5 separate regions of the Homo sapiens genome follow, and all the other regions are linked to region 3. The links are chromatin contacts, found by Hi-C in ENCODE. All regions are on one chromosome and are shown on one strand. Each heading gives the region's core, a stretch centred on a gene start or an enhancer-like site at or near the end of the contact. The rest is flanking DNA. Distances are from core to core; before and after follow the strand shown. Region 1 has its middle 65 kb from the start of WDR1. Region 2 holds the start of SLC2A9 (solute carrier family 2 member 9). Region 3 holds the start of RAB28 (RAB28, member RAS oncogene family). Region 4 holds the start of QDPR (quinoid dihydropteridine reductase). Region 5 overlaps LOC124900660 (a long non-coding RNA gene).

The links. Hi-C counts contacts between places; a loop is a spot of excess contacts on that map. Pooled maps may share reads with other maps.
Region 1: a loop to region 3 is called in a pooled map, with 20 times the contacts of the local background. The contact joins the enhancer-like site here to the promoter of RAB28 in region 3. A Hi-C loop is called at or near these places in 6 of 50 pooled maps.
Region 2: a loop to region 3 is called in a pooled map, with 10 times the contacts of the local background. The contact joins the promoter of SLC2A9 here to the promoter of RAB28 in region 3. A Hi-C loop is called at or near these places in 7 of 50 pooled maps.
Region 4: a pooled map shows a loop between it and region 3 (11-fold over the local background). The contact joins the promoter of QDPR here to the promoter of RAB28 in region 3. A Hi-C loop is called at or near these places in 10 of 50 pooled maps.
Region 5: a loop to region 3 is called in a map of CD8-positive, alpha-beta T cell, with 13 times the contacts of the local background. The contact joins the enhancer-like site here to the promoter of RAB28 in region 3. A Hi-C loop is called at or near these places in 4 of 168 maps with a recorded cell type or tissue (CD4-positive, alpha-beta memory T cell, CD8-positive, alpha-beta T cell and naive thymus-derived CD4-positive, alpha-beta T cell) and 9 of 50 pooled maps.

Annotation. Positions count from the first base shown.
Region 1 is chr4:10,180,292-10,182,991 of GRCh38, reverse strand. No RefSeq gene overlaps it. Among named protein-coding and RNA genes, the nearest start is that of WDR1, 65 kb to the right of the region's middle. Within about 2 kb of position 1,376, at least 3 of the 41 ENCODE cell types and tissues checked have a DNase peak (open chromatin) inside an H3K27ac peak, as active enhancers do.
Region 2 is chr4:10,020,225-10,023,073 of GRCh38, reverse strand. SLC2A9 (solute carrier family 2 member 9) reads left to right here and starts at 1,577. Exons shown (of 12, transcript NM_020041.3): 1 at 1,577-1,794. The coding sequence starts at 1,645. RefSeq lists an enhancer at 1,596-2,095.
Region 3 is chr4:13,482,892-13,485,591 of GRCh38, reverse strand. It overlaps RAB28 (RAB28, member RAS oncogene family), which reads left to right and starts at 1,252. Exons shown (of 7, transcript NM_001017979.3): 1 at 1,252-1,516. The coding sequence starts at 1,442. LOC105374495 (a long non-coding RNA gene) reads right to left here and starts at 1,143. Exons shown (of 3, transcript XR_925413.1): 1 at 638-1,143. RefSeq lists silencers at 791-850, 813-1,107, 1,101-1,720 and enhancers at 991-1,110, 370-1,277, 1,073-1,367.
Region 4 is chr4:17,510,669-17,513,430 of GRCh38, reverse strand. It overlaps QDPR (quinoid dihydropteridine reductase), which reads left to right and starts at 1,341. Exons shown (of 7, transcript NM_000320.3): 1 at 1,341-1,481. The coding sequence starts at 1,377. RefSeq lists a silencer at 1,133-1,712.
Region 5 is chr4:9,690,554-9,693,253 of GRCh38, reverse strand. LOC124900660 (a long non-coding RNA gene) reads right to left here. Exons shown (of 5, transcript XR_007058019.1): 5 at 2,700. It also overlaps the pseudogene FAM86MP. Among named protein-coding and RNA genes, the nearest start is that of DRD5, 90 kb to the left of the region's middle. RefSeq lists enhancers at 36-545, 546-1,056 and silencers at 1,364-1,513, 1,524-1,573, 1,634-1,713. Within about 2 kb of position 1,438, at least 31 of the 41 ENCODE cell types and tissues checked have a DNase peak (open chromatin) inside an H3K27ac peak, as active enhancers do; they include CD8-positive, alpha-beta T cell, where a contact is called at or near this core.

The sequences.
Region 1 (2,700 bases), core at 127-2,626, 3.3 Mb after region 3:
TCTGGGCCTTACCTGTCCTGTATCAGTTCTGCCATGAAGACAGGCATGTGTCTATTCATTCCAGCATTATTTTCAATATCAAAAACACAGAATCGACCTAAATGCCCACAGATGGTAGACTGGATAGAGACAATGTGGTACATATACACCGTGGAATACTATGAAGCCATAGAAAGGAATGAGGTCATGTCCTTTGCAGCAATATGGAGCTGGAAACCATTCCTCTAGATGTGCTAACACAGAAGTGAAAAAACAAATACATATGTTCTTTTTACATGGGAGGCCAAACAAGATGACCACAGATACTGGGAGGGGAACAACATACACTGAGGCCTACTTGAGGGTGGAGGATAAGAAATACCCATTGATATTACATGTATTACCCAGGTGACAATTATCTGTATACCAATCCCACAACACAGCTTACCTACAACATGTCCCGCACATGGACTCCTGGACCTAAAATAAGACCAGGAATTCTTTAAAGATTAGGAATTCTACAAATGTCAGTGTTAATTTAGTCATGATAAATGTCTATCAACTAAGCTATGTAGTATGGTTAAGCACGTTTCCTAGAAGGCTCTAGAAATGTAAAGTCTTAACAGAAAGTGCTATGTTAGTAAGTGGAACTAACGTATAGTCAGTTTGACATGTTGAAGTCAAATACACGCTGGGACAGCTGTCAGCAGTGCAGGGGTCACAGCAAAGGAGCCAGCAATCGGTCCTCCAAGGACTCACCCACAAGCAGCATGAGGGCAGGTTCTCTCAGCCTCTGCCCAGATAGGATGCTATTGGGCCACATGTAGCCTATGTGAAGTCATGAAGGCCATTCAGACCCACACTGGGCTGTACTGCATGAGGACACGATGGCTGTGGTGCAAGTCCCAGGACATAATGGTGAAAAGGATGTCCCTCAGTGACAGGGAAAGAGCCAGGACATTCAGAAGCCCCAGGAGCTCATTTAGGAAAAATATCCACATATGCACACTTTCATACAGGTTAGAGAACAGTGATGCAACACAAGGACCTCATCAGAAGAGTTCAGGAAAGCATTCCTGCCTGGAGCAGTTCATACCACGCAGGGATCGAATCAACTCTGACTACCTCGTCATGCAAACTGAGTTGCTCTTTGAAGGTGAGAATCATGAGTAAGGGAGAAGCCTATCTTAAATACACTCTAAAGCCAGTGAGATACACAGCTACTGAATTACCTAGACCTTTCCTGGCATTGTGCATCCACACAGATGGTTTGAGTCACAAGTTTTAGGCAACAAAAAGATCAAGTGACAGACATCTCTCTCCATGTCAGTGCCAAGCTGAGGTCCATTTCTCATTCTCCAGGGCATCAGCTTCCACAGCACAAATTCCATAACTGCACTCTTTTGTGTGACTCAGTTCCTGTGATGCATATAGAGGATGTAGTCTTGAATTCAGTTGGAATGAAGTGCACCCTCTACAAGATTATCTCAGCTCTCCAAGTTCTAGACACTCCTATCTACTTGCCGTTATTTACATTTATGTCTGTCCTTATATCTCCCTAAACCTTCAGGTGGGATTCTTCAAGCTAAAGATTGCCTCTAAACTTCAGAGCCAGCAAACTTGTGAATCTTAATTTGAAAGCCTCCTTGAGTGACAGTCATGAACTAGAGTGTTCTTGGTAGATAGAAGTGGAATATGCAAACTCATGGTGGTTTAAGAAGGGAAGGACATTGACAGGAAGTGAAGTCATCTAGAGACCTCAACATGAGCAGAGGAAGATAAGAGGAGCTCAGGGACTATTGTTCTGACTGCCCCAGTGATTACTCCAGCAGACACTCTGGAGCCCAGAGGCTTCCATCACACACGTCCACTGTCAGAGGAAGCTGAAAGACTTGATATCCAGCCAGCTGGGAGTGGAGTGTTAGCGGTATGGGCACTGCTACCATCATGAGTGGCTCTCAAAACAGCTGGGTTCTACATCCATTTCAATCACGAAGCAGACAACCATGAGAACCTTGGTCCCTGAAGGATCTCTGCATGCTGAGAAATTAGTGCCAATTCTTTAAGAGGAATTTCTATGACTTCTTCCTGTATCAAGGGACAAGGCATAAGAGATAAGGAAAAAAACCACAAGTGTGTCAATTCCCTGTCAGTGGTGTATAAGCCCAAAATTACCCCCTGGGTACCCAGAAACCATAACTGACCACAGCAACAGTATATTCCAACCACAGGGCTCACGGTGCATTATCACAGTCCCTGCAACAAGGTTGATGGGGGTCTGTTCCCCAGTCTACATCCCTTAACATTGTTTCAGGTTGCCACCAGGACACCAGTGAACAGGAGGCCTAGACCTTTTCCCTGAAAAGGGAACCAAACAAGGATTCTTAGGTTTAAGCCATAGGGCCAAGATCACTCAAGTATAGAAAAAGATGAAATATGTAGAGAATTCAAAGCATCATGATTCTGTTTAAGTCATTCTATGACCAAAAAAAAAAAAAAAAAAAAGCCCTATCACTGTGGTGTGGCCAAGTATTCAAACTATTTGAAGATCATAAAGCCTCGGATGTTTCTTTTGGTCATAGACTACATATAACCAAGTAACTATCAACAGTTCTCAGTTACTCAGTCTTCCCCATTGACAGGTTCACCAAAGGCTGTCCTCTCTTCCCTCTCTGGTTCTACCAAAAGCCTATGAAGGATCCAATTCTGCAGGTAGACCCT
Region 2 (2,849 bases), core at 328-2,827, 3.5 Mb after region 3:
CTTTTTAGGTCATGTTATAATTAAGGATTTGCACATCAGAATGCTGCTCTAGGCCCACCACTCAATGAGGAAACCAGGCTGCATAGCTGAAATCCAGTTCAAGAAACAGCCACTTCTCCCGGGGCATGCCTGACTGATTAACACACAGAAGGACGATTGCACTGAATGACTGGCGTGCTCAATACATCCCCAACCTAACTCCTGAGGGTGGTTTTCCTCTTTGGAAGTCTTGATTCCCCACTTGCTTTGAGCAGCCACATTCCCACCACCGTGCATGTCAGGGCCGGACGTTTCCACGTGCGTTTCACATTCCAGGTTCCTGGAATGTCTGCCGTACTCCACACCTTTTATTTTATTGTGTGCTTTTTACTAAACGTACTTTGCTAACTTTTCGATCTCTCTTTTGTGGACTGAGCCCTACCTTGCCTCCTGGACGTTCTGCATTCACCAAGCCTGTCCCTGGCTCTGGCCCAGACTCTGCACTGCTCTCTGCTTCTGGGAGCAAACTGTTCTAGCCAAAATTGAAGGTGCTTCTCTGGCGTCTGAGGCAACATGGCCATGTGATGAACTGATTCCCACAACCTCCTGGTGTGCATGAGGCCCTTGCCTTCTCAGTACTGTCCTTGAGCCAGCCTGGGGCTGGAATACAGGACATGTCCCCTCAGCCAGTGCTGAATGAGCAGGACAGAGTAACGACTAAGAGGCAAATTCTTTTTCTTCCAAACCCACAGCCCTCGCCTTTGTTCTAGGCTACAGGAGAGCCCACACTCATTTACAGCACGCCACTTGGGGCTGGCTGTTTTCTATTTGAGCTTCAGAATAAGTCTGCAGGACAGTCAGAGTGGGGTCAATATTCCATTTTGCAGTGGTAGAAGTTGCAGCTCAGAGAATAAAGTGACTTGCCTGAGGACACACAGTTAAAAAGTGGAGGAGTTGGCCAGACATGGTGGCTTACGCCTCTAATTCCAGCACTTTGGGAGGCTGAGGTGGGCAGATCACCTGAGGTAAGGAGGTCAAGACCAGCCTGGCCAACATGGTGAAACACAGTCTCTACTAAAAATACAAAAATCAGCCAGGCGTGGTGGCACACGCCTATAGTTCCAGCTACTTGGGAGGCTGAGGCAGGAGAATTGCTTGAACCCAGGTGCGGAGGTTGCAGTGAGCAGAGATTGCATCAGTGCACTCCAGCCCGGGCAACAGAGCAAGATTCGGTCAAAAAAAAAAAAAAAAAGTGGAAGAGTCAGGGGCAGAGCTGTATGCAGGCTTCTGAGTCAAAGTCAGCCACCTCTCCATTCTGTTCCAAGCATTAGGGAGGTATCCTAGGTTAATGGCAGTCACCCTGCTCCAGGCTTTGTTACCAGAGAAAAATAAAAAGATGCTAAGAAAAAAAAAAAAAATTCCACCCCCTGGGTGGCAATCCTGGAGAGGACAGATTTCCCTTTTTGGACTGTTTCATTGCTGTAATAACTTAGGAGCAGAGAAAAAAATGTTGCCCCGTTGCCTGTTCAGGCATGATCAAATTGCCACACTTCCTGTCAGGAACTCCCGCCCTCCTTCCAGTGGACTCTGCCTCCTCACTCACGGAAATGCCTTGGCAGAGTCTGGGGTCCCTGGACTGAGCCATCAGCTGGGTCACTGAGACCCATGGCAAGGAAACAAAATAGGAATTCCAAGGAACTGGGCCTAGTTCCCCTCACAGATGACACCAGCCACGCCGGGCCTCCAGGGCCAGGGAGGGCACTGCTGGAGTGTGACCACCTGAGGAGTGGGGTGCCAGGTGGAAGGAGAAGAAAGGTAACTACGGACAGCTTTTCTGCATGGCTGGCGGGCTGTGGGGAAGGCAGGCCTGGGTGGCAGCCGTGTGACAGTGCTCAGCCCCAGCCTGGCAGCGTGTAGCTGGGGGATCTGGGGCTTTGAGGCAGGGAGGCCTCAGTTTGAGTTGCACTTCTCCATCTGTGTGACTTTGGCATGCTCTCTCCAAGCCCCAGCTGACTGGGCCAACAGCGTCTCTGGTAGACTGGGTGTGTACATGGAATGAGGCTATGGTGGCAGGCTGCCCTGCCCCGCACTTGCATGGTGGTGTCCCTCTTCTCACCCTCCCCAGGGCATGGCACGGGCAGCAGCACCGTCGGTCAGTGGGCACCCTCTGCCCGTGCAGTGAGTGGGGAGCGGGTGGAGGGCACAGGCGGGCCACACAGGCAGGGGGCTCCGGGGAGCACAGCTGAGGCAGGAGAAGATGGCCCCCACCTGCCCTTCACCAGCCTCTGGCAGGGGCACTTCACACCAGGTGCTCCCAATCTGATGGGGTGCAGACCAGGGAGGAGTTTGTGTCCTCTAAGGTCATCGGGGCTGGGAGCAAAGAAGGCACAGAGCACAGAAACGATGCCCAGCACAGCCCAGGGGCTCAGAAGAAGTGGTATCTGTGCCGAGACTCAGAGGATAGGTTTAAAGAGAAAGAGTGATAGAGAACAGGCGTTTCATCTGAAATGTGATTCTGTTCCATCAGGGATCCCCATTCAGCTCAAGCTCCTCTCACTGCAGAAAAATATTCTGGTACTACATTTCAATTGGCAGCACCCATCCCCAAGGCTTATAAATGTTCCCTCTTGCCCCCGCATGTGATCAGCAGCCTCTACGGAGCACCTCCTCTGCAGCAGGCTCCTCAACAACATATGTGGCCAGTGCTGCTATTAAGATCCCATTTCACAGGTGGGCAAGCTGAGCCCCAGAAAAGTCAAGTCACTTGCTCAGACTCCTACAGCTGAGGGGACTGGCCCTGGAGGTAAAGCTGATATCACTTGGCTCAAAGCCCCAAAGCTCTATCTCGTGGCTGGTGGCACTAGAGGAGA
Region 3 (2,700 bases), core at 3-2,502:
CTAATGCCCATATGGTCTCCAAGACTACTGCCTCTGGGCTAAGCATTTTGTTAACTTAAGATACTTCATCTGCAAAATGGGGATAATTATACTTCATAATTCCTAATAGTAGTAAAGGTAACAATAAATTTTAAGTGATTAACAATGAAACAACCATAGCAGGACAGCATTATTATTTTTGAATTTACCTCACTAAATTGTAAATTTCATTTATGCCGTTTACCTAACGCTCCTGGACTGAGATTATCCAGGGCAGCAGTTCTTAAATTTTTTGGACTCAGGGCCTCTCTATAATGTTAAAGAATTACTGTGACCTCCAAAGAGCTTATGTTTATGTGGGTTACACCTATCACTACTGCATTGAAATGAAAACTGAGAAATGTTTAAAAACAACAAACGCAAGCTCCCTTAGCTGCCAGTGATGACGTCGTACACAAAGCGTATCCTCCAGGAAACGGTATACTAGTGAGAGAAGGAACGTGAGAAAGACAGACAAGGTGTCCGTATTATTATGAAAATTGTTCTGAGGTCATCGGGATTTCCAGAGGTCCCTAGACCACACTTTATGAGAACTGCTGCCTTAGGGTAAAGATGGGGTGCCAGGAGGTTGGCGATCAGTAGCGTCTGATGAACGAACCATGGGAGCCTGGGGTTGTTCAGATGAGGAAACCAAGAGTTAGGCCGAAATAAGCAGCGCCGGAGCTCCACTGTATTCACGGCCGCTACTGAGGCTTCCCAGCAGCCTCGGCCCTTAGCAGCTGTCCCCTCATCCGCCCCGAGGTACCCTCTTCCCTGGTCCGGTTTTTCAGGGGCCCTCTCTGGCGCTCTCCGCCAGGCTACGGGCGTCCCGGGTGCCCGGAGACAGGCCCCGCCCCGCCGCCGGTCCTCGAACTCCTGGCTGCCAGGCAACCCTGGCGCGTAGCCCGGGCGTCACTGCTCCACCCCGTCAGGCTGAACCATTCCCTTCAGAGACTTTCTCAAGAGGGAAGGAGAAAAGGGAATTTGATGGAACGCCTGAAAGCTGCTCTGCTCCCGTTTTCTCTCCTTAATTTGAACGAACACTTCTTTTCTTCTTCTAGCCAACTGTCTCCTGAAGGGAAACGCAGCGCCTCGCCTCTCCCGCCGGAATGTCCCCCACACCAGTCCAGGGCCGCGAGTGGTTCGGCTCGTCAGGCGGGGCCGCCGGTCGGCGCGGGTTGGCTCTGAGGCGGGGGCGCGCGCCCGACGTGCGCGTAGGGGGCGGGGCCGCGCGCAGAGGGCGGGGAGGTGGGCAAGATGGCGCTTGCCGAGTGATTCTCCTCGAATACCTCCTGCCGGCGCGGAGACACCGGGGCGGGGGTCCTGCCGCAACTACCTCCCTTCCTCCTCTCCCCCGCCCCCGGAGCCTTCATCCTTCCCTTCCCCCCCCACCTCGAGGGGCGGGCCTGGTTCCCGGGACACCATGTCGGACTCTGAGGAGGAGAGCCAGGACCGGCAACTGAAAATCGTCGTGCTGGGGGACGGCGCCTCCGGGAAGGTCAGTCCTCGAGCAGGCCCGCCGTCCCAGGCCTGCAGGAACCCCGGCGGTCCCCGGCCTCCTCCCCGCCGCCCGGCGTCGCCTCGTTACCCCGAGCCCTCGGGCTTCTAGGCCCGGGCCCTTCTGGTTGTGTGGCCTGAGGCCGGACACGAAGTGGGCGCTTGGTGAAGGCCGACGAGAGCTGTCCAGCTCCCCCTTAAAAAAGAGTCACTTCCTAACTCCCCGCCTGGATTGCGAACTCCTGCAAGACTCGGGCCAGCCTTTCAGCTTCCCGCCTCTCAGGACTGGCAGGGATTTGCCAAGGCATCTTAGCTCCTCTTACTTGTAGTCTGGGTCACACTTACTCCTCCCCTCCCACCCCCTTTACCGTTTCTGATGCTTCTACTGCATCGTGAGCTCCCAGGAGCGTAGCTCTGGAATCAGTATTCCCCGGGTGAGAATTGGGGCTCTGCCACTTAGTCGTCGGGTCATTGGAGGGCAAATTGCTAATCAGTTTAAGCTTCATCTGTAAGATGGGTATTGAAAAGGGCCGCCGCAAAGGGAGAAATGTGAAAATACATATTAAATGTGAAAATACACATAAAACCTTTAGAGCACAGTGTCCACTCAGTACACTCTAGTTGCTATTTTAATATCATACCTGTTCATCACCTCTGTTTCCAGCTCAGCACTCGATACAAGCAGTCAGTCAACAAGTGTTTATGGAGCTCCTGTTACGGGTAGGATGCTGAGGGTAGAGCTGCTTGCGTGACAAAAGGGATCCCCTGTTCGAATGAATGAATGCGGGCGTGAGAATATCAGGCAGCGTCAGTCTTATTATCTCCTAGGCAGGGGCTCCTACCCCAAGGCTGTGGAACTCCTGAAATGGAGTAAATACTGCCCGGTACGTGCTCTGGGGAGAGGGTCCATAAGATCTCAGAGGGGTCTATGATCCCTCCACCAGCAAATAGTGAAGAGCCTCTACCCGGATGCCTTCTTTCCCATGCTTCTGTCAAAGGCGCCAACACTTTCTGGGAATATTGCTAAAGTTTATCACCCCTGTACTCCCCTTCCTTATCCCAACCATAGTCTAAAGAAACCCAGGCTTTTATTTCCTGTTTAAGGCTTCACATTTCCCTGTTGCTGGTTGCATTTCGGACCCTGGTTTCTCTGGTGACGACTTCTCTTTGCATCCTCCCTGACAG
Region 4 (2,762 bases), core at 92-2,591, 4.0 Mb before region 3:
GGTTAAGCAATTGTTTTCAGAAAAACTCTAAGGGAAACACTTGATTCCCAACAAGCCTTTGTCTTGCTGAACAAAGGTGTGGTTAAGTGGAACTCTAGCTATTGAAGACCTGTGTTCAAATTCCCACTCTTCCAGACAAGTGTCTGTGACTCTCATGCCTCAGCTTTCTAATCTGCATAGGATTATCGTGTGGAGTAAAGTGAAATAGCACAGGCAGATCACTTAGCGCAGTGCCTTGGATATAAGGAGCACTAAATAGATGGTGCTCTCCTCTCCATCCAGCCTCCTAGCAGTTCTATTTCTGATAATGAAGCTTCTGACAACAAAATGTGCTGCTGGCTGCATCCTCTTCTCTAGTGACATATTTCTGCATGCTTTACCTGGCACAAGTTTACTGAACAAACATCTGTGTCTGCTGTGTACAAGGTTATATGTGGATGGGAAGTGACACAAAGATGTATGTAATACAGGGTTCTGCTATCAAGAAGGTTATGAGAGTGTTAGAGCTCTGGTTCTCTATCAGTGATGAATTTGCCCCTAGGAGACAACTGTTAAATCTGGAGATATTTTTGATTCTTATGAGTGAGGGGTAGGGGTTTGCTATTGATTTCTAGTATATGCAGGCCAGGGATGCTGTAAATATCCTACAGTACCCAGGGCAGCACCTGTCACAAATAATTATCTGGCCCAAAATGTCAGTAGTGCTGTAGATGAGAGGCTCTGTGTTAAAGATACAGGCCATGGGCAGAAATAACTAATATACAAGGGAGAAAATGCCAGGATCTGTGTCTGGCGATGGGTGGCATATAGTAAAAGGGCCATTTGGATTAATGGGTATAAATTTACGGTTAGATAGAAGAAATAAGACCTAGTGTGGTTTGTCTCGTCTCGGCGGTGGACTTTCAGCTCCTTGAGCGGAGCGACCTCTTCTGTTTTTTTGGCAGGTGGGAATACTTAAATCTCTATTTTGATGCACAATTAAAAATAAAAAATTGCCAAAACAGTGGTCGAAAATTGTACTATACTATATTTTACATGCTTACACTTCACAAATTAATGCTCGTAAAACACCCGCTCTCCACCCTCCTCGCCCTTAGCCCGGCTCGCTGCACGCCCCGAGGCCCAGCACTTGCTGGCGGGTGGGAGGAGGGGCTTCGCCGATGTCCCCGTCCCAGGGGCAGGGCCTGGCCGAAGTTACAGTCCCTCCGGGTGGCGGGGCGCCCCGAGCGTGGCAGCGCGCTAGGCGGCAGCAGCGGGCGCGGAGCGGGGCGCGGCCGCCGCGCGTTCCCTCTTGGCGGGGTTGGCCGGCCGGGGCGGGGCGCGGCGCTCCGGCTCGAGGCATTCGGAGCTGCGGGAGCCGGGCTGGCAGGAGCAGGATGGCGGCGGCGGCGGCTGCAGGCGAGGCGCGCCGGGTGCTGGTGTACGGCGGCAGGGGCGCTCTGGGTTCTCGATGCGTGCAGGCTTTTCGGGCCCGCAACTGGGTAATGCTGCGGGCTGGGGCTGCTGGGTCTCCGCGGGGGTGGCCGGGGGCTTTCGTGTGGAACCCGGCGGGGGGCAGTCTAGAGGAAGGTGGGGGCCCCTGTGCACCCCCTGACTCGTGTTGCTTGCACGTGCGCGCACAGGTCTACGCGTCTATTCCTGTTTCCGAGTGCGTGCGCACGCCAGTCCCAGGGCGCTGGGCCTTTGCTGTGCAAGGAGGTGCTCCGTGGGCCTCCGCCAGACCCAAAAAGTCCGGCGTGACTCGGGAGAGAATTCCAAAGGGGAGGAACGGGAGCAGGGGTGAGAGGACGGAGAGAGAGTGTAGAAGGAAGGCTCTAGAATGAGACAGCCCAGTCCCGGTTACTAGTCATGAGACCGCGTATTGATTACCTAACGCCGTAGGACCTCGGTTTCCCCATTTGTACAACGGAGATTCTGACAGTGAGAGTTGGGACGATTAGATGAGATAATTGGTGTCGTTGCACATAAATTACCTGACGCCTGGTAAAAACTGTTTAAATGCTGTCTATTAATGTTACTATTACTACCCACCCCTGTTCTTTTAGCCCCATTGGATCTGACAGTTTGAAGGCTCAGCACGGAAAAACGCTGACGGCTTCTTTGCTCTGCAAAGACTATTTCAACTACTTTGCATAGTCAGGTGTCAATTTCCAGGAGGCGGCAAGTCGGAGCAGAGCTGATACATGGCCAAAGACCCTTGACCTCAGCCGCTCAGCAGGCCTCAGCAATTTCCCGGTGGAGACACTGCCAGCGGCAGCGTTCTGGGAGCTTAGTTAGCAGCAGCAGCACAGCAGCCTGGGCAAGAGTTCCCCTGGGACCAGAAAAAGGCTTTCAGGATTTTCTTTAAAAAAAAACTATCTAATTTTTATAGATGAAGGGGGCAAAAGTACAGTTTAGTTACATGGATATGTTGTGTAGTGGTGAAGTCTGGGCTTTTAGTGTAACCATCACCCAAATAGTGTACATTTACCAAGGTTTTCTTGTTGCTCAGAATCTGGTACAGGAATATGCTTCTGAAGAATTCAGTCACACCACTCCCTTCCTGCCACCCATCTGCTCAGTGCTTGGGGACACTGATGAGGGCGCTTTCCCAGGTCTTCAGAGATGCATGGTGGTGACAGAGGCAGCACTTCTGCCAAGGGCCAGGCACTGTGTTCCCAGTACCAGAGTTCCCATAGACTCTTAATGCCCCCAATATCTTTAAGGCAGTAGATCCTGTTAGCGTCATGTGTTAGAGGGTGAAGGCTGTGCTTTCTCCTGGT
Region 5 (2,700 bases), core at 189-2,688, 3.8 Mb after region 3:
AGGGTACAAGCACATCTGTGGTTCTTCTCTCAGGTCTTCCGGAGAGATTCAGGAGGCAGGGTCATGAGTCCCAGGGACTCTGGGACTCTTACCTTCTGCAAAATATCCCACAGAAGCTCAGAATCTGATGAGTCTCTTAACTTTGCTTCTAAGCTCTATGTGGAGGGAAGAGAGAGAAATCTCAAGGGTGCATTCACAGGAACATTAAACGTGCAATAGAATGTGTTGGCAAAGCGCTATGTGATCTCTCCTTGGGGACGTGGAGCCAGTTGGAAGTGGAAGCCACAGCAGCTGAAAGCCTGACCTTCAAATGTTGCAGGTGCACCTGGATGAGTCACAGGAAGAAGGCTAGAAGACTGACTCTTGGCCACATTAGTCTTGGCTACTTAGCTGCCACCCAGGTCATGGGCCAGCTCCCTGGTTGCACTGGTCAGCCAGGAATTACCAGGGCAGCCATGGCACCAAGGTTTGATGGGCTTGCCATCTGAGTTTAAGTGGAAATGCAGAATGTGCCCATACCAGCCTGGGTTACATTGTCCTCTTACAGGGGCCTCAAGCCCAGCAGCGAGCTTTGGCTCCCGAGTTAGGCAGACTGTCTCGGCTGGTATGTGACACGGGGCAAGGCACTTCATTGCTTCAGAGCTCCTTCCATGCCGTAAAAGGCCCTACAAGACCTGGTCCTAATCCCTCTCTCTGGCCTGTTCTCCCTCACCTCTTGCCCACCCTGCTCACTCCACTCCAGCCACACTGGCTGCCTTGCTGTTGTTCCTCAACCACAGCTGGCTTGTTTCCACCACAGGGACTTTGCATATCCTGTTCCCCAAGCCCTTCCCATGGCTAGCTGCTTCACCACTCAGGCCCCAGTTCAAATGCCACCTCTTTGGGGAAGGCTTCCCTGATTCCCCGACTTTGGTGACTCTTCTCCCCAGTTACTCCATTCACCATTTCCCTGTTTTATTGGCTTTAAAGCTACTCTCATCTGGTCTTTTCTTGTTTATTCATTTATTTGTTTGTTCTCTGGCTCTCCCATGCAAGCAGAGCCTCATCTGTCATGGGTACTGCTGATCCATGGTGCCGGGCTCACGAAAGGCATTTATTAAACATTTTCAGACCGAATAAAAACAGTAGCTAACACCGACATGCATTTACCATGAGCCAGGCACTGATCCACAGGCTTTTGTACTCAACTCTGACAACAACCCTAAGAGGTAGCTATCATTATATCCCCCATTTTATTAAGAAGAAAACAATAGCACAGAGAAGGGCTCAGGAGGCGGGGCCGGGGCGGGGCGTTGACTATGTCGTAGCACATGACCAGGCGGTGCTCGGACTCTGGGAGGCAGAGCTTAGGGAGGGCCGACGTGGGGAGGGGCCCAGGGTCCGGGAGGCGGGTCCGAGTCTGGGCTGCGGGCTACGCTCAGGAGGCGGGCCATGGGGGTATGGCCAGGCGCTGCTCGGGCCCTGGGAGGCGGAGCTTAGGGAGGCGCCGGTGTCGGGAGGAACCCAGGGACTGGGAGGTGGGTCGGGGCTGGGCTCAGGGGCCGAGACGGAGCTGGGCTTGGGGCGGGGCCGAGACGGAGCGAGGGGTCCAGGGTGTGGGAAACGGGGAGGGGTTTGAGGAGGGAATCGGAGTGTGGCTCACGTTCGGGAGGCGTTACCTGCGGAGGGTTTGAGGCAGGCCCAGGAGCAAGGCCATGGTCGGCCGAGGCGGGGCCAGGGGCGGGCCCTAGGAGCCGGAGCTTTGGGCGGGGCCGAGTACGGGTTTGGGGCCCGGGAGGCGGGGCCGGTTAGGGCAAGGGTCCCTGGGATCGTCGAGTCAGGCCTTGGGCCAAAGTAGACACTCTCGCAGTTCCTCCGCCTTCAGGAAGGTCTTTTTGGCAGGGGCCTTATGGGTGCGCGCTTCGGTCCTGGAGGCCTTATCCCAGCCGCCTCTCCATCAGCGCCACCCGTCTGGGGCCCGACAGGAGGGAGCTTTCCCTCTGTCCTCCAGCCTTTGGACTGTCACCAAACAAGCCATTCGTTCACCAAATACTTACTAAGCGCCTACCATGCGCCTGGCAAGGCAGATGTAACAGTGAGAAAAACTAGGTGTGGTCCAGACCCTCCAGGGTCTCAGGGGCTCGTGGAAGAAGTGGACATTGAAGTACTTATGATACAAATGAATATAAAAGTACAATAGCGATATCTGCCATGAAGGTGAGCAGACAGAGCTAGCGGGGCTTCCAGGAGGAGTTTTGATCTTGCAGGGACAGGAAGGAGGAGTTAGCTCCTGCGGGGTGGGATTAGCGGTGGTGGTGATATAGACTTGGGGACAGAGTGGAAAACAACAAAAATATAATTATTTTAGTTCAAAGTTATTGTGTCTTGAGTTGAAAGGCAGGGCAGTTAGCAACACAGTTCATATTTCAGTACTGCCCCTGAAATCTGAACTGTGTTCAAAGTCTAAAACGTTTACCTTAGCAAATGCCTCATAAAACTCCATTTGGAAGAGTCCAGAGAGCTAATTTGTTGAGTATACTTGCAGAAGGTAGATGAGGAGACAGATTAAATCTTATTACCTCTTTCAGATGAGAGGCACTTGAGCCCTGCTCAGCTATGAGAATAAGAGAGGGGAATTAATTCTAATTGAATACACTTGTTCTCTCATAGCTGTTGTTCCCCACCAGAACCAAATGAGCGCAAGATCTGACAAAGAAAAAA